3 separate regions of the Mus musculus genome follow, and regions 1 and 3 are each linked to region 2. Evidence: chromatin loops called from intact Hi-C (ENCODE). Cell type or tissue: left cerebral cortex. All regions are shown on one strand.

Evidence for each region. Hi-C counts contacts between places; a loop is a spot of excess contacts. Peaks named below come from ENCODE experiments on the same cell type or tissue, not always from the same donor. Only the 100,000 strongest peaks of a DNase experiment are listed, where the experiment ranks them.
Region 1: a loop joins it to region 2, with 5 times the contacts of the local background. A loop is called at or near these places in 4 of 42 quality-filtered maps.
Region 3: a loop joins it to region 2, with 7 times the contacts of the local background. A loop is called at or near these places in 15 of 42 quality-filtered maps.

Annotation. Positions count from the first base shown.
Region 1 is chr9:123,379,841-123,387,840 of GRCm38, forward strand. The region is part of intron 3 of Lars2 (leucyl-tRNA synthetase, mitochondrial); the gene reads left to right. Gm46137 (a long non-coding RNA gene) reads left to right here and starts at 1,819. Exons shown (of 2, transcript XR_001779329.1): 1 at 1,819-6,687. In left cerebral cortex, no CTCF peak of the experiment used is centred here; DNase peaks (open chromatin) are centred at 302, 4,635, 5,042, 5,602 and 2 more places; H3K27ac peaks cover 2,091 bases.
Region 2 is chr9:123,500,135-123,508,134 of GRCm38, forward strand. It overlaps Limd1 (LIM domains containing 1), which reads left to right. Exons shown (of 8, transcript NM_013860.2): 2 at 1-98. Among named protein-coding and RNA genes, the nearest start is that of n-TRacg2, 25 kb to the right of the region's middle. In left cerebral cortex, CTCF peaks have their summits at 4,388 (motif pointing left) and 7,458 (motif pointing left); DNase peaks (open chromatin) are centred at 3,459, 4,029, 4,378 and 7,433; H3K27ac peaks cover 1,686 bases.
Region 3 is chr9:123,446,995-123,454,994 of GRCm38, forward strand. It overlaps Lars2 (leucyl-tRNA synthetase, mitochondrial), which reads left to right. Exons shown (of 21, transcript NM_153168.3): 15 at 5,751-5,851; 16 at 6,217-6,399; 17 at 7,716-7,885; 18 at 7,966-8,000. Among named protein-coding and RNA genes, the nearest start is that of Gm40586, 13 kb to the right of the region's middle. In left cerebral cortex, CTCF peaks have their summits at 337 (motif pointing left) and 3,387 (motif pointing right); DNase peaks (open chromatin) are centred at 311, 1,795 and 3,399; H3K27ac peaks cover 304 bases.

The DNA of each region.
Region 1 (8,000 bases), 120 kb before region 2:
CAAACCCAGGACCGAATTAATTGGCACTTTGCCTAAAGTACAGTCTCTCCCTCCCTCTTCATTCCCAAGTATATAACCCAGAATATTGCACATGCTGGAAATGTATGCTATCACTGAGCTACACCCTGGCTCTGTAAAGTGAAATTCTGTAACTAACTTTCAACTATATTTGTCTTTTTAAAAAGCCACCTTAAGTGTATACCATCAGTACATACCATCAGTGTATGCAGGCTTCAGACACATTGCTAAGCTGGAGCATTTGAGCAAAATCATATTATTGGTGCCAGAGTATAGGGAAGCCTGCCAGCAGTTAGGTAAGTGAGGGGGGTATATGTGGGAGTCAAGTTGTCTTGGATAGGATGAGATGTTAACAGAAGATGTACATGAGGAATCAGAGCCTTGAGGCAGCTCAGGGCCATAAAATAAGGGGGTGTCTTCTCCCATAGCTGAAGCCCAAAGTCAGAGCAGATAGCGTTGGTTTGACCCCTGTTCTGCTACTTCCTAACTGAGGGACCCTGCATAGTCACGTAGCCTCTCAGACTCCCACTTGCCTCATTTGCTCTAAAGGAATGGCTTTGGATATAGGGCAGCAGCAGAGGGCTTACCTAGCGCATAGGTGAGCATCTAGGCCCTGGAGAAGAAAGGAGAGAGAGAGTGAGAGAAAGAGGAAGGTAGAAAGGGAGAGGGGGAGAAGGGAGGGAGGGAAGAAGACACTGGGGCTGATTTCTCCTCAGGTTGCTATGAGGTCACATTAGGTAGTGCATATGCCACGTGTCTGGTGCATAATACATCCCTTAATCAATGATAGCTGTAATTATGATTTATACTGATTGATTTGCTCTGAGCTGCTCAGGAAAGTGAATTAGCTCCATTTAATCAAGAAGTTCCTGTAGTCTTCTACTGGGAGCAGGCTTCAGAGCTGCCTTAGTGAAGCTGCTGCCGCTCACTGTGGCCAGTGATGCCTTCTGCTTGCCCACTGGCTGAGTCTGAGCCTTGAATATGATGCTGTTACTTGTAATTATGTGACATTATTTGGGTTAATGTCAGTGATCCCTAGAGAAACAGGAACAGAACTGATTGAATAAATGTGTATATAGAAAGAAAGGGGGGAAGAGAGGGAGAGGGAGAGAGGGAGGGAAGGAGAGAGAGAGAGAGATTGGAGATTGAGATTTATTAGAATGGCTTCCAGGTTGTGGTCCACCTAGTCCAACAATGGCTGTCTGCTAACAGAAAGTCCAAGAATCCAGTAGTTGTTGTTCAGCCCACCAGTCCGGACGTCTTTAATATATGCTAGAATCCTGAAGAAACAGGCTTTAATGCCAGTGAAAGAATGGACTTGCCATCAACAACAAGGCAGGCAAAGAGCAAAGCTTCCTTCTTCCATGTCCTTTATTTATGTGGGCTGCCCGAAGAAGATGTGGCCCGGATTAAAGGTGGATCTTCCCACCTCAAACGATGTGGACTAAAGGTGGGTTTTCCCTCTTCAAATGATTTAATTAAGACAATTTCCTCACAGGTGTGTGAAGTCACTTGGATTAGTTAATTCCAGATGTTGTCAAGGTGACAACCAAAAATAGCCATTTCCTACAGTGAGCAGGTGTGCTGGGTTGTCCTTTCCCCGTGTGCTTCAGACACTCTCTCTGGTTTTTCAAGACAGGGTTTCTCTGTGTAATAGCCCTGGCTGTCCTAGACTCGTTTTATAGACCAGGCTTGCTTTGAACTCACAGAGATCCACCTGCCTCTGCCTCCCAAGTGCTGGGATTAAAGACATGCATCACCATGCCTGGCCCAGCTACTTTGTTTAAGAAATTTTATTTTGGAATTATTTTATTATTGTTGTTTTTTAATGTGTGCAGATGTTTTGCCTGCACTTACCATGATATGCACCACTTATATGCCTGTTGCATTCAGAGGCCAGACGAGAATATTAGATCCCTTGGAACTGAAACTAGATAGGGTTGTGAGCTGCCATGTAGGTGCTGGAACTTGAACCTAGCTCTTCTGGAAGAAGAGCCAATGCTATTGACTGCTGAGCTATCTCTCTAGCTATCTCTACCCAGAAAATATTTATCTTGATAGCTCCTGTTTAAGTCAGATCATTGTATGTGCAGTTCCAAATTTGGTGAAAACTCATCAGGCTGTTTTAAAAGTGGAATCAATGTGGAATGAGAAATAGACATCTCTCTCTCTCTCTCTCTCTCTCTCTCTCTCTCTCTTTTCTTTTGCCAACAGTGTTGGCAATGGATGAGGTAGCACATGTCTATAAGCCCAGCATTTGGGAGGCTGAGGCAGGAGGATGGAATTTGGGGCCAGCCAGACTTGGCTATGCAGCAAGACAGTTTCTCAGAAAGCAACAGGAAGCATATACAAGAAGGCTTGCTGGATGACCTTGCTGGTTCTATAAGCTGTCATATGTCAGTACTGGTCCCTAAATAGTCCTTGATACAAAACAGGAGGGAGAACCTGCTCTGGGACAGCCAGACAAGAGTGAATGGATTCTTGTGTTAATTAACTTGATCAACAAACGGCCCTTGACCACCAGCTTCATTACAAACTCTCGGTTTCCTTCTGTATCAAATATAAAACTGATGTTTTAGGTAAAAAACAGGCAGTCAACTGGGAACACCTCTGTCAAATTTTGCCTTTTCCATTACTGCTAAATCGTTAACTTTAAAAGCAGGTTTTTATTGGTCCAGTGTGGTGCACATACCACTAATCCCAGCACACAGGAGGGAATCAGAGGCAGGAGGATCGGTGTGAGTGCAATCCAGCCCAGCCAGAACTGTTACACTATTTATTTTATTGATGTGTGGGCATGCAGAGGTCAGTGCTCGCCCACCCACCATGTGGGCTCCAGGGACTGCATCTGGTGTTAGACTTCTGCCCCAGTCATCTTGCTGACCATGGTTCTAGTTTGTGTTTTCCTGGTTCCTCCCATGGAGACTAAAATATGCACGTGTATAGTTTTTACATAGCTCCCTTTTCTCTGGTTTGTTTGCTCACTGTAGTTTAGTTGCCGAGTTATTGCTCTACATTGTTTTTTATGTATTGTTTGGATTATTGACCCTGTCAGTAGTGCAATGCAAATATCCTCTCCAGGCTCCAGACTGTTCCGTATTGTGGGCGACTATGGGTTACAGTCTGGTTTTGAGGGTAGGCAAGAGTGGTAATTCAGAAAGTTGAAGGTTTTCAGATTATGCAAAGGGAGGAAATGAGGTAAGAATGCTTGGGGTCCTGAGGTTACCAGACATGCCCTTGTTTCTTATGAAGCTGCCTGAAAGCCTGTGGCTCAAGGTTGCTCCAGCCCAGGGTGTGGGACCCAGGTGTATCATCCTTCTTAGAAGACGGTGACGCCCTCCATTTGGAAGCTGTTACTTAGGCCCAGAGTTCCTATACCGGATAACAGGACAGCCTTCCAGTGTCTGTGTCAGTGACCAGCTAGCCTGTATGACTCTCGGATTCTAGTCCTCCAGAGCTAATCCAGGACCCTTAAACTGTATGTAACTGCATTTCAGTTTTCTTTTATAACAATTTAAACATTTTTCCTTTATTTCATTTTATATGAATGGGTGTTTTGCCTGCGTGTATGTCTGTGTACTGTGTGACTTTGTGCTTACCCAGTGCCAGGGAAGCCAGAAGAGGACAACAGATCTCTGAGACTGGACTTATGGTTGGTTATTAGCCACCCTGAGGGTGCTAGGAACAAAACCTACTAGGTTCTCCATAGGTGTCTAGTGTACTTAACATCTGAGCCATCTCTCTAGCCCCTTTATAATGATTTTTTTTTTCTGGCCTGCTGGCTCAAACCTCCTGAATCCACAGTTCTTAATGATGTACATAATTTTTTTCATAGTGAATATTCTTGTTCTTACTTACCTCGGTGGTTTTCTCCCAGGTGTCTCATGCTTCCCTTACTATTCTTCAAGGTTCACTTAATCTTCCTTGAACTGTAAACTGGCCTTCAATTCTGTAGCTCACATTTATCAGCACTTATGGGCAGAGCCATAGACTACCTCAGCTAAGCTCACAGGTCCTCTGTGTTTCTGTCATCTGCCGGATACTATTTCAACTTCTTGGGGACAGAGAAAGTCCCTATAACTCCTTTGTTAATAGCATGTCAACTGTTTAAAGGGTACATAGAACCCTCTTTTTTTTTTTCAACACTCTACAACTTACAAAATTCTTTGTTTCCAGTCAGACATGGTGGTGCACACCAGTAATCACAGTGCTAGAAAGCCAGTGGCAGGAGGAATATTAGTTTTGAGGCCAATATAGGCAACTGTTTTCTCTTGAGTTTGCTATGGGTGGAGGTAGGGCTGGAAGTATCCACATTTTGAAAGAGCAGTCTAGGCAGCTGGGCCAGTTTTGTACATGGTGGATGAATGCCATCTCTGCTGAGTAAAATAGACATAGCTGTCTAGGTTTGAGCCCAAGTCACACTGACATGTGAGAAGAGAGTTAAAGGACTTTAGCAGCCGACCTTAACCATAGACACATGTAGACTGTAGAAGCACTGTGCGAGTACTAGGTGGTTTGGGGGTGGTAAATCCGAGCAGTGATGTGCTGCTTTCCTCTTCAGACATGTAGTGTACCCAAAGGTATTGCATAACTCAGAAATCCCAGAACCCCAGAAGAGGGGGAGGCAGGAAAATCAAGAAAGCAAGGGCAGCCTGGGCTATATGAGACTCTGTCAAAAGGCAAGCAAACAAAAAAATGTGTAATGCCATTTTGAGTGTAACCCAGTTTCAGTGGCCCCAATAACTCTTTCCTAAGACTTGCACGTTTACTCAAGGGCCATTTAAAGCCAGAATTAAATCCTTTTTCTACAGTCAAAAAAGGCTGTTCTGACTGTTGGCTGCTCCTTAAACTCAAAAGAAGCCTGATGACATACTTAAGCTTAGCTCCATATGGTGACTTTGTTGTGTTTTCATATGTTGTATGCACAGATGGTTGGAAAATAAATTCCCTGCCTCCCACCTCAGCTGGTGTCCCCAGCACCTTCTGGTCCAGGAGCAGGGTGATGAAGCATCAGAAGTACTCACTCATTCATTACCTTTGCAGAGCTGGGCTTGGGCTAATTAATTAGCCTCAGGCAGAAAGCCATAGCCTTGAGCAAGTACAGGAAGAAGTTGGGGCTCAGTGTCTAGCAGCTATTACTACTGTGTGATCACCCACAAGGGCTACGTGCCAGGGACATTCTCAGCGAGCAAACGATTGTGGATGTCTCCTCAGTTTGCAGTTTGCAGTTAGTATCTGTGATGTGCCCAGAGTACACGGTGTGGCACTTAGTTCCAGATTTTCAAATCTCTGTGGTATCAGGAGGTGGGCAGTGGATTTCCAGGCTTATGCTTTCAGGTGTGGTTTGGGAAGAGAAGGCAAGTTGGTCCAGTGCCTTCATTGGAAAGTAAGTGCCTGGCTTGCCCACCAGTCAGGCTCTTCTGTGTTTCCACAGGAGCCATGCCCTTTGGGGATAGCTGCACTGTTTTTTTTCATACTCTGAAGTAGTTGATTTTTATATCCACTCTGTAATAATGGTGGTTTATTATACTGGCTAAATGAAATTAAACACTGCATTTCTCATTTCTTGGAAATAGAGTGCTGAACTCACTCCAGAGAAGCCCAGACACTGAAAATAGCTTTTCTTTGTGAAGCAGTAACCATGGTGCCTGAATCTGAATCTGAATTGGTTTCAAATATAAAGCTTTGTTTTATGGGGGAGGGAGAGAAGCTGGCCATTGCTACCAACTGGCTGGCCCCTGTTCTGGAGGCATGCTCCTGTCTCCAGACTGAGACTAGATGCCTCCGTCTCCTTCCTGTCCACCCTTCTCTGCATGGCTCACTCTTGCTTCCTGTGTTAGAAGGACAGTTGCCCCTTGCTTGTTCCCCACTGCCTTCTTCAAGTATTTAAACTTGTACGTAAGATCCCACTTTGTCTCTGGTAAAATAATGCAGCATAAACCAGGCTGTAGCATGGCTCTCAGCCCTCTGTCCTTTTTGCTGAGTCAGCTTGCCTACAGCCCACCTGCCAACCCTGAAATGCCCAGGTACTTAGTTCTGGAGGACTGTACTCCAATGGTAGCCAAGACCTCCTGCCCAGGCCTCACTCTCCTTCCAGCTCTGGTCTGACTTACAGAGCTCTGACACATATCTCGGGCTAGCAGCCTCTGGTCTGTGAGGACACCAGCCAGCCTGACTCCTTGAGAACCACACAATGAAATGGTCTATGTGCTATGACAATAGCCCAGCTCTGACTCCCACTTGGGACCTCATATGGAGATGTTCCATCTGCCGTAATATCGTGCTCTGACTCTCCTTTGAGAAGTCACATGGGGGTGGTCCATCTTCCACAATAGAAGCCAGCTCTGACTCCTCTTTGAGTCGTGTTCTTACATAGTTCCACCCCTGCTTTCTATTAAGTTGTGGTTCTCAAGCTGTGGGATCAGCTGCCTAGCTGGTCTTTTGTTGTGACTGTTTGATTTTGTGATCCAATGAGTTTAATTAGGGTTACTTACCAGTAGCTATCACCAGTGAGGAAAATCAGTCTCTATTTCTGTCTTTTTGTCTCTGTCTCTGCCACCCACCCCCAGCAAACACTGACCGACCTTGGGTGGTGGTGTTTCATGAGTCCTTCCCTCTGACTGTGGCTGGATTTGAGGCATTGGAAACCTAGGTGGAATTGGAGGGCAGGTAAGTGGATAAGCCAGGGACTTTCCCCCGGCACCTGCCCCAGGCACTGCCCAGCTCCTTGTGGCTCCATGTGATAAGCATTTACACTCCTGCCCTCATATCAGCTTTGGGCCCTGCCCATTGCTTCCTCTGTCTCCTGGGCTCTAGGTGGCCATGGTGTCTCTGTCAGGTCTGAGCTAGTGATGATGTCCTGCTCTTTTGAATTTTAGGAGTCACCGTAGCTGCTCATCCAAACTTACATACTAGAGTATTTGTTGTGAAAACTAGATAGAGATTGTGGTTTTTCAGACTTTGAAGTGTTCTGATTTCTAATTTAAGCAACTGGTACTTCTTGATTCAGCCTCTGAATATTTTTACATTTATTATCTTAAAATTATCATTTTTATCTTCTGCTACCTTCCATGATGTCACATTCCTACTGTTCCAAAATTGACATGATGGATATTTAAAAGTATATCTTAAGTAGCTTTATAAAAATAGGTCAAATATCTGGAAAAAAGCTGTAGGAAGCATTCACATCCAAGAAGAGGTTATCTTAGAAAATAAAAAGGGGTTAGCTTAGGAAATCAAGAATGCTCAGGGTGTGCCATATATTCCTTTATTTCAAGAAGGGACTTTATTTTGTTGCCCAGGTTTGCCTCCAACTCTCTGTACTTCCTTAGCTTCCCAAGTAGCTGGAATCATAGGTATGGACCTCCAGACCTAGCTGGGCCCCAGTATATAAATGCAGTGCCCTTTTGTCTTTAGGGCGGATTGCCATGTTTGTACATGTGGGCTATAGGAATAGTCACGTAGTCTAACTGTGGAAGCTTAGTGATACAAAGACGCCAAGTCATTAAAAACCCAGCAGAGTGTAAAGTTCTTCAGGTGAATGGCTTGGACAGTCTTGGCTCAGAAGTCAAGAGTAAGAAACTATAGCTGTCTTTTTGTTTTGTTTTACATTGTTTGGGATTCAGTCTGTAACTTTTCTCTTCTCAGCGGGCTCTCTACCACTCGGAGCCCTGAGATAACATCACATGCCAGATTGTGAACCATGAGTTTTGTTTTTGAGGCAGGGTTTTATTGTGTGACCCGGGATAACTGTGAGCTCACAATCCTCCTGCCTGAGCTTCCTGAGTGCTGGAGTTACGGACGCATTTAGCCTATCAGAACACAGTCCGCTGCCAGGACAGAGGCATTTGGGCATATTGCAGTGCTGCTTAGGTCTTTACTCTCTATTTCTCCTCCATTGGGAGTGAGACATCCTACCACAAGGGAACGGGCTCTGCATGTGGTCCCCGGGGCTTATGACCAGGCGCCTTCCTGGTTTAAAG
Region 2 (8,000 bases):
CTGTGTGAAATGCAGCAAAGGGGTGTTTGGAGCTGGCCAGGCCTGTCAGGCCATGGGAGATCTCTACCACGATGCGTGCTTCACCTGTGCAGCCTGCAGTAAGTGTGCAGCAGTGGGGGTGGAAAGAGGAACACAGGCTAAGAGAGTGGGGAGAGGTAAGACTGTAGAGATGGAGCCCTGAGCTTCCTACACCCTAGGCAGCTGCTCTACCATGGAGTCATGCTCCAAGTGGATCATCCTTTAGAGTAAGGATTCTTAACTCCCAGTACAAAGCTAATGAAATGAGGAGACTTATCTCTAAGTACTTCAGATAGTGATAGTAAGTTGAGAGGTTTCGAAGTAGTCCTTAATAACGTTAGAATTGTAATGTACCGTGGAGGACTCAGGAAGAGAGGGAAGAGATGCTCAGTACCCTGTCAGTTATCTCCCGTACTTCAGGGCCACATAGCTAGAGGACCATTGTTCAGTTGCTATACCTCGTGTGAGGTGATGAGTTGAGCCAACTGCTCACTCATCAGTTGAGTCAGCTGCTCACTGTGGAGTCTGTCAGGCCCAATGTGTGTGTGTCTGACTCAGCCATGGATTGATTCTGACCTCTGCTGAAGATTAATGTGGAGGAGATTTTTTTAAAAGGGTTCTTCTCTCCTCCTTCCCCTTTTTTTGCCCTTCCTTCCTGCTTTAAAAGTCATCTTTTAGCCTGAGCCCTAGTGGCATATATCTTTAATCTCAGCACTCAGTACTTGAGATGGGTGGTGGTGTGGTGGGTCTCAGTTCAGAGTGAGTTCCAAGACAGCCAGGGCTACACAGAGGAACCTTGAAATAGAGAGGGAGAGAGGGAAAGAGGGAGAGAGGGAGGGAAGAAAGAAAAAAGAAAGAAAGTCACTTCTCCACTAGGTCATAGAACCATACAGGAACAATTTCTATCATTTCTGTGTCTTAATTCACATAATGAGTTCATCCATGAGTTTGGTCATCGTTTCTAGGTGATTTGGCAAAGTAAGCCAACTCTGCTAAAGTGGAGAGTGTCGAGAGTGTGAACATCATAGCACATACATTCTAGAGAAAAGTAAAGAACAGTGTATAGACAACATATACATGAAATATGATTGGTTGGGCTGGAGAGATGGCTTAGAGTAACCCATTAGTTACTCTTCCAGGGGACCTGGGTTTGTTTCTCAGTACCTACAGAGAGGCTCATAACTGTCTCTTAACTCTAGTTTCAGGGAATATGATGCCTTCTGGCCTCTACAGGGACTAGGCATATTCACGATACACAGATATACATGCAGGCAAAACATATATAAAATAAAAACATTTTTAAAAATGTCATTGGTGTCAGGGTGCAGCCTTGGGGACCTTCTGCTCAGGTAAAGCCAGGCCCTTGACTATACCCAAAAAAGGAATTTAAGATGGATCAGAGTGAAGTAAAGTTAGTGAATTTATTGAGATGAAGCTTAGTACACACTTCACGTTTAAGCATGGTGGAGAGGTTGGGGGAGAGAGATGTGAGGTAGAGAAAAAAAGGGAGGGAAGGAGGAAGGAGGGAAGGAAAGATACATCTTAGTTGGTAGAATTCTTGCCTACCATGCGTTCAAGCCCTGGCTACCATTCCCAGTACCATGTGGATCAGGCATGATGGTGAACACCTACAATCCCAGCACACAGATCAAGAGTTCAGGATCATCCTTCGCTACATAATGAGTTCAAGGATAACCTGAGCAACATGTTCAAAAGAAAAGTTACCTTTGGTCTTTGGCTCTTTCAACTGTTTTTTTTTTTTTTTTTAATTTTTATTTTCCTTGAATTTTTGAGAGTATTACATAATTATATTATTTCTCCTTTCTCTTTCCTCCTGCCAAACACTTCCATATATCCCTCCTTGCCTTATTTCAAATCAATGGCCTCTTGTTTTCATTAAATGCTGTTACAGATGTGTGTGAGTGTGTATTCCTAACGCAGCCTGCTGCAGCCTGTATGCTGTTACTTGTTTTTTTTTTTTTTTTTTCCGGACTGACCATTTGCTGCAGGGTAACCAGTCAGTGTGCTCTTCCCTGGGAAGTCTAACAACTGTTTCCTAATCATTGCTCTGTTTACCAGGGAACAAGTAGAAACTTTTTTTGAAAAAAAAAAATTCAGGCAGTTATTATTCAGGCAGTTAGGAAAGCTGTTAGCAGGCAGGAGCCTACTGATGACTATGGGGCTGCTGTACCAAGGCATCACAGACCAAGTGGCTGGTAAATAGCTGCATTGGCTGCTCACAGTGGAGTCTGGGAAGCCAGGGTCAGGCACCAACATATTTAGTGTTTTAGTGTTTTAAGGGGGCTGCTTCCTGGTTCATAGATGGCTTTCCTGCAGTCCTCACAGAAGGGGGTTGGAAGCTCTCAGAACAGGACTTCTTTGTGTCACCTCACAGCTCTGGCCTCTTCACAAGGCTCCATCTCTTAACATCTTCCCCCTAGTACAAACACGTTGGACTCTGGCATCTTAGCATGAGAATTTTAGGGAAGCACAGGCATTTAGTAAAAGAATAGATCTCTATCATTCTGAGATGCCTTGTGCTACCTCTGGCCTCTGCAAAGTCCCCTTTAGCAAGAGGACCCTCATTAGATATGGCCTTCCCACCTGGGACATTTAGAATTGTGAACTGAGTAACCTTTTTTCTTTATACATTATTCAGATTGTGCTATCCAGTTATAGCATAGAAAACAGACTGAAAACTGAAGATAATGTGTCAAAAGGGCCACCTTGCTGCATCCTTGTCCTAACATTAAAGGAATGAGTCAGAGGACCACAGTGCCAATTGGAGGAGACTGAGAAGCAATCCAGGAGCCACGGCATGTACAGTTGTCTCTTCTGAGCATTGGTCAGGATGCCTCATATCTCTGTAGACATGAGAGGCTGGCAGCAGACTCACTCTCACCTACTTTGTGTTTAGGAAGCTACATAAGGCGTCTCAGCAGGACCAAGGCAGACCTTTGTCTTTCTAGGTGTGGGCACTATAACAGGCTCTCACATGGTCTGCTCACTCACCCACCCCTTGATGAGTAGCTGTGTTTAGCTCATTTTAGATATGAGAACCACACGATAGCCACAAAGAGCAATCTAAAGACAGAAGAAGCCTATTGCTTTCGCCTTGTAGTGCATCTGTCTTCATTTTGGTGTTTCCCCTCCTTTTTTATCCAAATCTGTACACATTTTAGAGTTGGGACCAGAATACATTTACAGTGCTTCCTCATTTACTTAGCAGCTGTAATTGCACCAGTGCTCACATGGTAACCCACTTAGTCACTGCACAGTCTGGCTTATGAGTTATTAAATGTCTTTATTCAGTTGCTTTTTTCTGAAAAAACAAAACAAAAAACCCAAATCACTGAGCTGTTTCCTTGGCATTTATTCCCAGAAACTGCGTTCAGGGAGTGGAAGTGTGAACATCTATGTGGGTTGTTCGAGCTCTCTTGTTTCTTGATGAATTCCTCAGCCCTTGAGTGTTTGGTTGCCATGGACACATGTGCTGTGGTCTTACTTTTCCTTGCTCATGCCCTACCCACCTGTGGTGGCTATGTCCCCAACAGGATGCTCTTAGAAAGCTGTTGGTTCTCCCTAATGAGAAAGCAGGAGCAGCCTAGGCAATGCTGGCTCACACTGTCGAGAAACTTGGCTGAGCATTCTCTTCTGGTGGTGCTGGGGTTGGAATGAGAAGAAAGGAGTGTGCTGACTTGTGACAATCGTGTGGGGTTCCCTTTGGCACTTTCTGGAACAGGCTAAAAGGGAGAAAGTAGGTAAGGCCTTATATAATCACCCCAGACAGTTTGGGTCCACCCCCAGTACTGAGGAAAATGTCCCTGGCAAAGGCTGCTTGAAGAAGTAGATTAGGAATCATTTTGTGTGACAATATAGATGTCCTAAAATTGTGGTCTCAGTGGCCATCCATTACTTGGAATATACTTTGAACCATTAAAGTTACTTTAGTTAAATTCATGTGTTGATAGCCACACATGGCAGTAGCTACCTGCTCCTCCACCGTGTTCCATACTCTCTGAGAGAGCAATCTTACGGAACAGAAACGGAGAGATTGTGTATTGTGAAGAGACTGCTGACTTTGCCCAAGGAAGACCTGTATTTGATTCTTAACTCTAATATTTTCAACTCCAGCCTTTAAGTTTGACTTCTTTAGTATTTATTTACCCATCAGCAAAGGCAGACTTAGTGAAGATGCAGTAAGTTAGGCTCAAATGCCTACAGTGGAAGGTTGCATTATAGCAAGATTAATGAGATAATCTATGCTACTTCCTAAACACCCTGTGCCAGTTTGGGGCTCTCATTGGGACGGATTGATTGCCTCAGTCTGTCCTGCTCTTGCCTTGGTTTAGCACCACCTAGTGGTAGCTCTGTGCTCTAGCCAATGAGCATCTATGGTCTAGGTGAGTCTGTGTCTGTTTTTCCTGCCCCCTGGGGAGTGACTGAGCCTGAATCAAGCATTCTCTGCTTCCCTGCTCTCCAGGCTGGTGTTTCCTGGCTTTCTCCCTTCGTGCCTCCTTTCTCTAAACAGGTAGCAGTTTTAGCTTGCCTCCAGGTATGAGTTAGAGACAGTCTTGCTTTATCCAAATATGTGCTGTTAGAGAATTCTGATTACACTTACCTATGACAGTATGTAACAAAGAACCCAGTGTGTAAAGACTTCTGTAACTAGTGAAAGCTTCATTTGCATCCACTGAGGAAGGGAGAATATAGGTTAATGCCCTACCAGAATTAGGACTGTGGGGTAGGTAGCCTAGAGAAGCAGCTGGTTAGACGCCTTCAGAATCAGGTGAAGCTGTTCACTTGCTACCTGGATGAGACTAGGATTCCTCATTTATCATGTTTTGATGGGATTATAGCTCAGCAGTAGAGCACTTGCCTGTTGTACAAAGCTCTGGGTTCCATACTATTACTGGGGGAATGTATATTTTTATGGGAGTAAAGGAAACCGCCAAAGTTGAGTGTGTTCTTGAAGTATGGTTTCATGTTAATGCCAGGAGTGATCAAGTCTGGTATTACTGCTCTGTTCAGTGATAGTGATAGACAGGTGCTCTATTTCTGCTTCACTCTAGTGAATCACTTCCCCAATCTCAAATCTGGAGTAGGAGGTGAGTTTCAGGAGCAATGACTACTGAGTTTCCTGGAAGTCAGGTGACATGACAGACTCAGCAGTGAACATGTACAACAGGATTGAACATTCTTCCTTAAAACACACAAAGCCCAGGCTGAAAGGATGTGTCAGGGTTCCGAGCACCCAGTGACCTTCCTGTCTTAGCACCTGTGTTAGGCAGCTCACAAGTGCCTGCACTTTCAGCTCTAGGGGAGCTAATATCCTTTGGCCTCCCTGGGCATCTACATATAACATACATACACAAGTATGTACTCATAAACTTTAAAAAAACAAAAACAAATCTTTAAAATTAGAAAGACTATACCACGGCCCCAGGATGTGAAGGACAGTTAGCAGGTGGTTTTCTTACTCTGACAAGATAAAGCAAATAATTTGAAGGCTGTACATAGTTTCTAACTTGAAGTGAGGACTGAAGCTCAAGGTTTTTGGCACAGAACCATCTCCACCCTCTTGGGTCTTTGGTGGGGTGCTTAATGTTTAAACTGAGAATAGAGAAAAACCAGACATGTCCTCTAAGCTCCTCCCTGACCCTTCCTGTCCGGGCACAAGACTTCTCAGCACAGGGCTGGCAGCAAGAACAGTTGTCTAGCCAACTTGTGATTTTAAAGAGATCAGTACACTCAAGGCCATCCAAGGCTACATAGTGAGTTCAGGACCAACCTGGGCTACATGGCAAGATTTGGTCTTAAAAAAAGGAATCACAGCATTGCCTAGTTGTTAAGCATTTGGTGAGCTAAAGGAAAGAAGAAAAAAAGCAAGCCTGCCTCTATTCTGCAGGTGCTGTGAATGTCCACTCGTGGGCACTGTCACCAGCGACTGTCTTATTTACATGGCTGAGACATTTAAATCTTACTCTTTTTTCCTTTTCACATTATTTTATGTTTTTTTAGAATTAATAACATAGTTTTTTTTTAAGTTAAACAAGTATTTTTCTGTTATACATAATTTTTAAAAACAAAACAAAAATGTACAAAGTGAAAAATGAAATTTCTAACACCATTTGTCAAGTATATTAGAAGCAGATAAAGTGGAGAGTAGCTTTTACCTGTTACATTTCCACCACTGCTGGCCACTCTTCCCCACCCCCACCCCCCGCCCCTGTGATTTATCAGTAGGGTGTGTGATACTTACCAAAGTGGAATTGTGCCATAAATACACATGTCCAGCTTGCTTTCTTCACTCACTAATGTGTTCTGACTCTTTTTATAGCATAAGCATTTTCTGGTACCATTAAAACACTATTTATGTGGTAGTTTAAAAGGCTGTATAACAGTTCATCAGTTAGACGTACTCTGTTTTATGTAGTTGCTTCTTTGAGTAAATATTTATCGATCTTTTTTTTTTATTTTGTCCCAAAGCCAAGTCTGCCTCATGGAGTCAAGATAAACATCTTTAAAGTTTCCTTTCCAGGAAGAGTTTGTGATTTTACACTTACTCCTAGCTTAGGAAACTATGCAGAGACAGGGAGAGTGAGCACTTCACAGTCCTTGGTGATGTTACAGGGGAGCAACCCCCACCTCCATGTGTGTTTGCTTGCACCATGGGAGATTTAATACTTTTGCATAATGATGGTCTTTGTAGGTTTTAGAATAGAGCTATTCTTTTCTATTAAGATTTATTTTTTAAATGTGTATGGATATTTGGTCAAATGCTTTGTGTGTACCACCTTCACACATGGTACACATGGAGGCCAGAAGAGGGCGTTAGAGCCCCTGAACTAGAGTCAATGCTGGCTGTGACTTGTCATGTGTGTCCTGGGAACAGAACCTAGGTCCTCTCTTAGAGCATGAAGATTTCTTAACTGCTGAGTATAAATAGAATCACTTTCAATAAGAAGGCTATGAGCTGAGGCAGGATTAGAAGGTGGAACATCTGGTAGAGAAACAGAGACAGAGAAAGAGACAGAGACAGAGAGACAGAGAGAGACAGGAATTCTGGGAAAGATTCATATCAAACTCTGGAAAAGATGGTCACATAAACCTGAGAAGAGGTAACCAGCCATGTGGCATTCACAGAGTAGAATAATAAACAGGATAAATAAGTTATAGGCTAGTTGAGGACTAAGCCCTACCTTTTGACTTGGGCAGTTATTCATAATAATTCAGCCTTATTTCTGGGAACAAAGTGGCTGGGTGGGAACCCCATGGTTACAGCGGTGCCATCTCCACAGCTTCTCTATTCCTAGAAAAGCAAAGCATTGGTTTCTAGCTCTGGGTCTTTATCACTTCCTAGACCAGACTCCTGGGAGCAGAGCTGGTGTTTTTTACACATGAAATGAAGTCCTGTTTCCTGGTGGCACCCTTGCTCCCTCTAGTGCTCTGCCTTCAACCACAGCCCCTAGGATTTTTGGTTCTATCTCTAACTGGTTCATCATCCTCTGGGAAGTCTGAAGACAAATCAGGGAAATGTGGGTGCTCCATAGAGATTGGACCAAAACTCAGTGATAGGTATGTGACTTGATAGAAGGACGGATGTCAAATTCTAGACATGTTTAATTAATGTTTAGTTAATGATGTAGATAGACCCAGCACTTTAGCTTTGGTCAATGTATACCGTTGAATATTAATCTAGTTTACCAGCTCTTCTATCGCCAGGGCATTGAAGATGCTTCTGTTTTATCTGTAGACCACGCAGTGCTTTTGCACATGGATAGTAGTAGCTGTGGCTCCTCACAGATGACTCCTAAGGTGGCTACTTCTTTGGCACTCCTCCAGTGGTCACCTGATTTAGTAAAGTTTCTTTTGTTGCTAGGTATGTTGATCCACTCCTTTAGTCCCAGCACCTCAGGAAGCAGAGGCTGGACAATCTCTGTGAGCTGGAGACTAACCTTGTCTATAAATTAAGTTTCAGG
Region 3 (8,000 bases), 53 kb before region 2:
TTGGAGGAAATTACCATGCAGTACCACTATTCTAACCATTATTTGAGAATGTTATTTATATATATTTAAAAGACCTATCTTGCCATCTTCTAATTAAAGGAAAACACTTTCTAGTATATAATTCATATATAAACGGATGGCCATTTCTATACTAAAATCTAAAATTGCAAAGCATGCTGTCGTGGGCTGGAGAGATGAGATGGCTCAGCAGTTCTGAGCAATGGCTGTTCTTCTAGAGGACCCAGTTTGATTCTGTGGACACACATGGTGACTAACACCTGTAACTGCAGTTCCAGGAAATCCAGTGCCCCCTTCTGGCCTCTGTGCACACTGCACACATGGAGTGCACAGATACTCATGTAGGCAAAATATTCATACACATCAAATAAAATTTTAAGAATTACTTATTATTAATCACATAATATTTTAAATTAGTATATTTAGTATTTGTTAATGATCAACTTATGAATTGCTTATGGGATACCGTTACAAGAAAATAAACATAGCATAGAACTGCAGAAACAATACTTAAATGATATAATTGATAGAAAAGTGAAATAAACTTGGTATGTAAAAGGCATTGACAGGGCTGAAGAAAGGAAATGCGTATGCAGATATGTGTGCTGTTGATTGAAGTAGCTAAAGAAAGCAGTATTACTGGCAAATGCTAACAAATAACTGTGGTGGTTTGAATAGAGTCTTTGATTTTTTTTGACTTTGTGGAAATTTTGATGGTTTTCTCCATCAAAACATACATATTTCCCATTTTTTATTTCTGCATAGTGTGTCATAATTGATTAAATCATTTACTTATTTTTGTAATATATTATTATTTTTTAAAAGAGTGATGTTTTATTTCTCAGCAAGAAAGGGAAGTATATCTTAAGAGTCAGTCCTAACATTGAAATCTTGGGTCAACATAGATAGATAGGTTGATTGATAGAGATATATATTTCCCTACCTTGGGACAGAAGCAGGCAAATCTCTTGAGTTCTAGGCCTTCGAGAGCTGCATAGTGAGAAGGTATTAGTTTATGTGTGTGTGCACGAGGGTGGGCCTGTGCTTGTCTGTTTTCTTTGGGGTTCAGAAGACAACTTGCAGTGTCAGTTCTCTCCTCCCACCATGTAGGTCCCGGGGATTGAACTGAGGTCCTCGAGCATCTTCAGGCACTTAGTCATCTTGCCTGCCCTATTTTAAATGGTTTGATAGATAAGAATGTTTGACTTTTGTACATGCCTGGAATCCCACTACTCAGAGGGCAAAGGTAGTAGGATTGGCCCTGTCTCAACCTAAAACTACGTCTATAACCTTCAGATTCTCCATAAAGCAGACAGAGATTTAGCTTCGTTAGAATGAGGGTGCTGGAGGCTCCACCCTTATCCACTCTGCCAGCTCTGGTTAGAACTCTACTGTATGAAAACCATGCTGGGTGCAACTGAGTCCTGAAACTGGCCTTCTGCTTCTTACCCCCAGAGACTTTGATGTATGAGAACAACATTTCTGCATCAGAACACTAAAAATTGATATCACTGGGCCCATCAGATAATTAGTTAAAATGCTTGTGGTTCAGGATCTGCTACTCAGTCCATTTTGCATTTTGTATCTGTGAAAACAGATTTGCTGGTTGTGGGTTGTGTCCTTTTACTGTCATGGTCTCATGGTAATTTTATGTGTTTTCCTTTTTTCTGTACTCACCACCTGGCCCAGACCAGCCTAGAACTCTTGTTCTTCCTCCCTCAGTGTTGGGATTATTTATAGTGTGCACCACCACAGCCAGCCATGGGATTATTTATGGTGTGCACCACCACACCCAGCCAGACTTTGGCAGTGATTACATAATAATTTTAAAAAGCAGCCATTTACAGAATATAGTCTGCAAAAAGGAGACCCAGGGAGGATCCTGGTAATTTTGGGTGAGGGCAGGCCTCAACTTGGTTTCTTGGTTCTGCATCAGCAGCCACCTGGTGCAGTCAGAGGAGTGGGCAGCTGTCTGTCCAGGGCTTCAGTATTCATTATAAATAACACTAAAAGTAACCTGTCAATCTATGCTTAGAATATCCTGAGCTTGCTTGCTCTCTTCCTTCTTTCCACCCTTTAAAGGTAGGACAGAGGAGGAACCTGGACTAACCTAGAAACGGTGAAGATTCCAGCACTTGTCTTCCTGCTTACACAGGTTATATTTCACTGTTGATAAAAAAAAAAAAAAAAATCTGCCTCCAAGGTGCAATTGAAGGGGTCAGGAGAATCTGGGCCACCCTCCTGCTCTTGGAAGACAGTACTGGGATGCAAGAGTCTCTCATTCTCATTCTTAGTAGACCACATCTGCCTTTCTAGGAGAATCACATTGGCTCAGAGAAGTCTGCAGAAATGAAGTGCTGCTGAGGCTCAGGGGAGCCTGGGGGACCATAGCCAGGCCACTGGAACTCATGCAATTTTAAAAACATTCTACTTATGTGGGTGTTTTGCCTGTGTGCATGTCTGTTCACCACATATGTACAGTGCCCCAGGGTCCAGAAGAAGGCATTGGATCCCTGGAACTGGGGTTAAAGACAGTAAGATGTCTTATAGGTGCTGGCAATCACTGGGACAACCAGTGCTCTTAATTACTGAGCCATCTCTCCAGCTCCTACCCCTTTTCCCATGCCAAGTTTTATCATCCCTATACTAAATCATCTGTCTGAGACAGTGCCTGCTGGGCTGTAACTTGGAGAAGCTGGGGTCTAGATGGATCTAGTAGCATAAATTTCAGAGATTGAGACACATTCATTATCAGAGTCTTAGTCCTGGTGCAGCTGTTCTACAGGAGACCTGCCAATTGTGGGAAAAGGACCAGTGTGGACAGCCTTGGGCCCTCACTCAGAAACTGTTTGAAGTAATTTTGAAATAAAAAAGTAAGTGATTCTGGTAGTAGTCAAACTAGTCAGGTGGCAGAGGAGACAGAGTGCCTGGGGGAAGTGGGTCGGCATGCTAGGTGCTGTTTGCGTGTCTGTGTTTACACAGGTGTCTGTCATGAAGATTCATCAAGGTGTACCTACCCCAGAACTAGTGTACTTCTCAGTGTGACTGTTAAATGTCATTTGACAGTTTTCTTTGAACATAGGAAGGAGAGAGGAGGTGGAAATAGAGACAGTGAGAGGAAGAGGAGGGAGAGGGAAGAAGAGAGGAGAGAGGGAGGAAAAGAGAAAGGGAGAGGACGGGGAGAGGGAAAGGGAAGAAGAAAGGGGGAGAGAGGGAAGAAGGAAAGACAGATGGAAAGGGAGGGGGGAGAGACAGGGAGAGAGAGAGACAGTGACAGAGACAGAGAAAGAAGGGAAAGGGAGAGAGGGAGATTTAAAAGCTAGAGTACAGTTCTAGGGTCTGGCTGGCAAGTTGCAATTCTACACATCCCCAGAAGGTGGCAGTGGTGGGTCACTTGATTATATAAAAAACAAAACCAAACAAAACCCCAATGATAGATAATAAATAACAGCGTTTCTTTTTGAATGTTAACAGTACTTGATTTTTTCCACCTTTGTAAATGTGCCCTATCTCTCACCATTGCTTCTTTTTTATAAAGATTTATTTACTTATTTTACTTTATTTACTTGTTTTAGAACTTTGTCTGCATGCATAGCTGTATACCAGAAGGCAGCATCAGATCCCATTATAGATGGTTGGGAGCTGCCATGTGGGTGCTGGGAATTCAACTCAGAACCTCTGGAAAGCAGCCGCTGCTCTTGACCACTGAGCCATCTCTCCAGTCTCCCACCACTGTTTCCATCTACTCCTATGCATGTGTTACATGCACGTGTGCACACACACAAATACATACATACTCACTAAAAGCCCTTAGAACAGGACGGTGGGATGCATCTCAGGCAGAACATGTACTTAGCACCTGGACCCTGAGGAAATTATGGTGCAGCATGGGACTGATATACACAAAAATCAGAAATATTCCTGGCCCTCATCTCTCTCACTCTCTTGTCTGCCCCATCTGCTCTCTTGAATCTACTAGAAAATGTCTTCCTCCTTGTTACTACCTACCCATAGCTGTTGGGCAGGGGCCACTTGGGCCAGTACTCGCCTAAATCAGATAACCTTGAACATGAAGTAAGGATCTTCTGGGATTAGCCTGCAAGACTATTCTGGTTTATAACTTGTGGTTAGGTTTCTGGTTTTCTGATTCCCTGAGTAGAAGCTCCCAATACCTGCCCACCCCTCCCCCCCAACCCCATGTCAGTGACGTTGCACCCCAGAGCTAGGATGTTGGAAGGTCTGCCATGGCAGTATAACTGAACGAATCTCTAGTTGTCCAGAGCAACATGAAATACTTGCATAGGATGGTGTCTGGAATTACTTGCTGAAATGCATCAAGTGAATCAGGCAGATTCTTCGAAAATAAAATAATATAGGGTAAAGAATTTGAGTGTTTCTTAAGAATAAACCATTGTAGTGACTGTGGTGGTGCATGCCTTTAATCTCAGCACCCAGGGTACAGAGGTAGGTAGATTTCCGAGTTTAATCTACATAGAGAGTTCCAGTCCAGCCAAGGCTTCAGAGCGAGACATTGTCAGAGGGATTGGGGGAAGTTTATTGGAGCACAGGCTGGAACAATGGATGGCTCAGCAGTTATGTTCACTGGCTTCTCTTCTGGAGGACCTACTATGCCTGCTGCTATGCTTCCCCACTGTGATGGTCAAGAACTCTAACCCTCTTCAATCATGAGCCCCAAGTTAAATCCTTTTGTTTATAAGTTGCCTTGGTCATGTTGTTTTCTCATGGTGTCTTAGGGTTTTATTGCTGTGAAGAGACACCCTGACCAAGACGACTCTTACACATGAAACATTTAACTGGGGCTGGCTTATAGGTTCAGAAGTTCAGTCTATTATCAGTGTGACAGGAAGTATAGCAGTGTGCAGGCAGACATGCTGCTGGAGTAGCTGGGAGTTCTATATCTTGATCTGAAGGCAGCAAAGGGGGACTGGAATTCTACACTGGGTGAAGCTTGAGCAAATATAAGACCACAAAGCCCTACCCCCGCAGTGTTATCCTTCCTCCAACAAAACCACACCTACTCCAACAAGGCCACACCTCCTAATAGTGCCAATCCCTATGGGCCAAGCATTTAAACACATGAGTCTATGGGAACCAAACCTGATCAAACCACCACACGTGATATGCAACTAACACACACACCAGCTGTTGGTAGCTGTCTCCTTAGAGTGTAATAGGCTAGGAAGAACAGGTAGATAATCCTTTGATTTTAACAGAAATGACCCATTCCTGTCCAACTCATTAGATTTAAAACTTTAAGACAGTCTAAGCAGGTCCTGTGTTAAGGGAAATAGTAAGCACCCTTCACAAGGACAGCCTTCAGTACTCCCTCTTGGCCCCTCTGTGCTGTGCCTGATGGGCAGCTGACACGGGCTCTGTTTTCATGCAGTCACTTGAACCCATCTTCCCATCCATAACTTGGCAAGTTTTTCTTCCTCCCATCTTATAGGTTGGCAAACTGGACTCCCAGAGCAAGGAAGTGGCTTTTGTGGCTCAGGTAGAAGTTGGTGAGATCCAGGCCTTCCAGATCTGAGGCCTGTGCTCTCTCCACCTCAGCTCAGTGCAAAGTGGACCTGGCTGCTGCTCTGACTTAATGTTAACACCATATCCCAGGATCCTGTTCTAAGGTGTGGTCCATAGTGATGATTTCTGGATGCCTTGAGTCCTGGCTGCTCCATCTCCCCCTCTCTTTTTTCCCTGTGATCTTTCCTCAGGGAACCTTTCCATAAACTACTGGCCCAAGGCCTCATTAAGGGACAGACATTCCGCCTTCCATCTGGACAGTGTCTGAAGAAGGAGGATATAGATTTCACAGGTAAGGAGGGCCCAATCTGGCTCGGACAGGTAAGAACGAAGGTCTAGAAGCTCTTAGGAAGCTTTTAGTATCTGCTATTGGACCCCACCTGGGTGTAAAGTCTAAGATCCTGGTAAGGCCTCTGCAGGCTGTTCTTGGGACTGGTTATACCCTGATACCCAGCCCCATCCTGTGTAACAGAGTGTTTGCTTGGACATCTCTACCTTGTCTAGCTTTGTTTGACAGCCCATTGCTAGAGAGAGCCTCAGACTCAGAGCGCGGAGTCTTCCAGGATCTTTGCCCACAGGCCTCGAAGCAAAGTTCAAAATATGGAATTTCTACCCTGCCCATCATGTCTTGTTCTTGAATACTCTTTTGGCATCTAGGTCCTGCTCCTGTTTGTGCAAAAACAAAAGAGAAGTTAGAGGTGACGTGGGAGAAGATGAGCAAGTCCAAACACAATGGGGTGGACCCTGAGGAGATTGTGGCCCAATATGGAATTGACACAATCCGGCTCTACATCCTCTTTGCAGCCCCTCCTGAGAAGGACATCTTGTGGGATGTAAAGAGTGAGTCTGCCTGCTTCCTTTACAGGCTGCCCTGGGCTCTGAAGGAACTGGGGAAGGAAGTGTTTCTTGCTGGAAACAGTAATAGAGAATTCTAGAAGTCATCTTGTCCAGACTTCTGTCCCTCTCCAAGGCACTAGCTCTCCATTGTTCAGGGGCCTTGGGTCCCTGTGGTGGGGATGGGGGTGGAGGGGAGTCCCAGAGTCTGTGCACATTCCCAGTCCTCAATCTACACTTGCTGGTGGTGGGGCCCGGAAATCCACACCATTGCAGGCTCTGTGCCGATGATAATGTGAGGCCTCTGGACAACTGTTTCCTTAAAGACCAACCCTCTGGGCTTACTTAGGCCTGCTGAACTACAAAGAGGCCAGTCTTCTTTAACATTCCTTGAAAAGTTTTTCTAGAACACAGTCCTCCTCCCTCAATCAAGATGATGCCTGGCTACGGGGACCACATGCAGCCTACCAGCCACTCCCTGCTGCTTGACTTCCCTCACGAGATTTGTTTCTCCAAAGCTTTGGTTTTGCCCTTATGATCTGCCTGGGGTAGATTTGGGGAGTGAAAGCCAATGACTGTGGGAGGAGTCCGTTTTATCTGAGGATTGTCTGGTTTCTCCCTATGTCTTATAGCAGTGGATCTGGACAGTCATGGCAGATGAAAGCCCTAACAAACTACCTTTAAGTAACAGAGGCAGGACATGTAGAACCCAGGACCTAGGCAGTAGCTCAACTTTCTCCTTTCTACATGGGCAAGTCTCCACATCTGCTTTTCACAAGCCTCCAGTTGTCTCCGCTGTGTCCCCACTCTTGAGAATACACAACCCAGTAGTCAGAGTTTAGGCGTCTATCTATACCCAACTTATTTGGTCAGCTGTGTCACCCAGAGCCACCAGTGTGACCTGTTCTGCTTCCCCAGGTCCGTGAACATGTTTGGAATACTTAACACACACCTGGCGAGGTGAGGAGCTGTCAGCTGGCTGTGCTGCAGGGCTGTTCCCCAGCATGTTGTGCAGCCACTGCCACTGCCACTGCCACTGTCACCTGTCCTCATGAGATCCCAGCTTCACTAGTAGTGGCAACTACCTTTAAGCACCCTGGTAGCCCCAGGCATATCTGTCACAGCAAGTTTGCTGACCTGAAGGCAGTGCGCTGATGCCCATCCCAGGGCAGGCAGCAACTGCTGAGCGGCCCTGCCGCCATTGCTCAGGACATCAGAGATCCGGAAAGAAGTAGTGGCTGACTCTGGGAGGACCGTGGGGCTTTGTTTGTTCCCTTCTTATCAGCACACATTTTTGTCTTCTTGATTGCCACAAAATGCAGCTGACGCACTCCCTGGAGTGCTAAGATGGCAACAGCGGTTGTGGTCCCTGACAACAAGATTCATCGAGGCAAGGACTTCCGGGACAGTCCCTCAGCCTCAGCTGCTGAACAGCAAGGAGAAAACCAAGGCCCAAAACCTCTGGGAGTACAAAAATGCAGTCATAGCTCAGGTCAGAAGATCACTCTTTTTTCTGGAAAAGGAATTTTTGAAGAAAGTGAGTTTAAAAAAAAAATCAATTTTTATCAACAGGTGACCACTCATTTCACAGAGGACTTTGCCCTGAA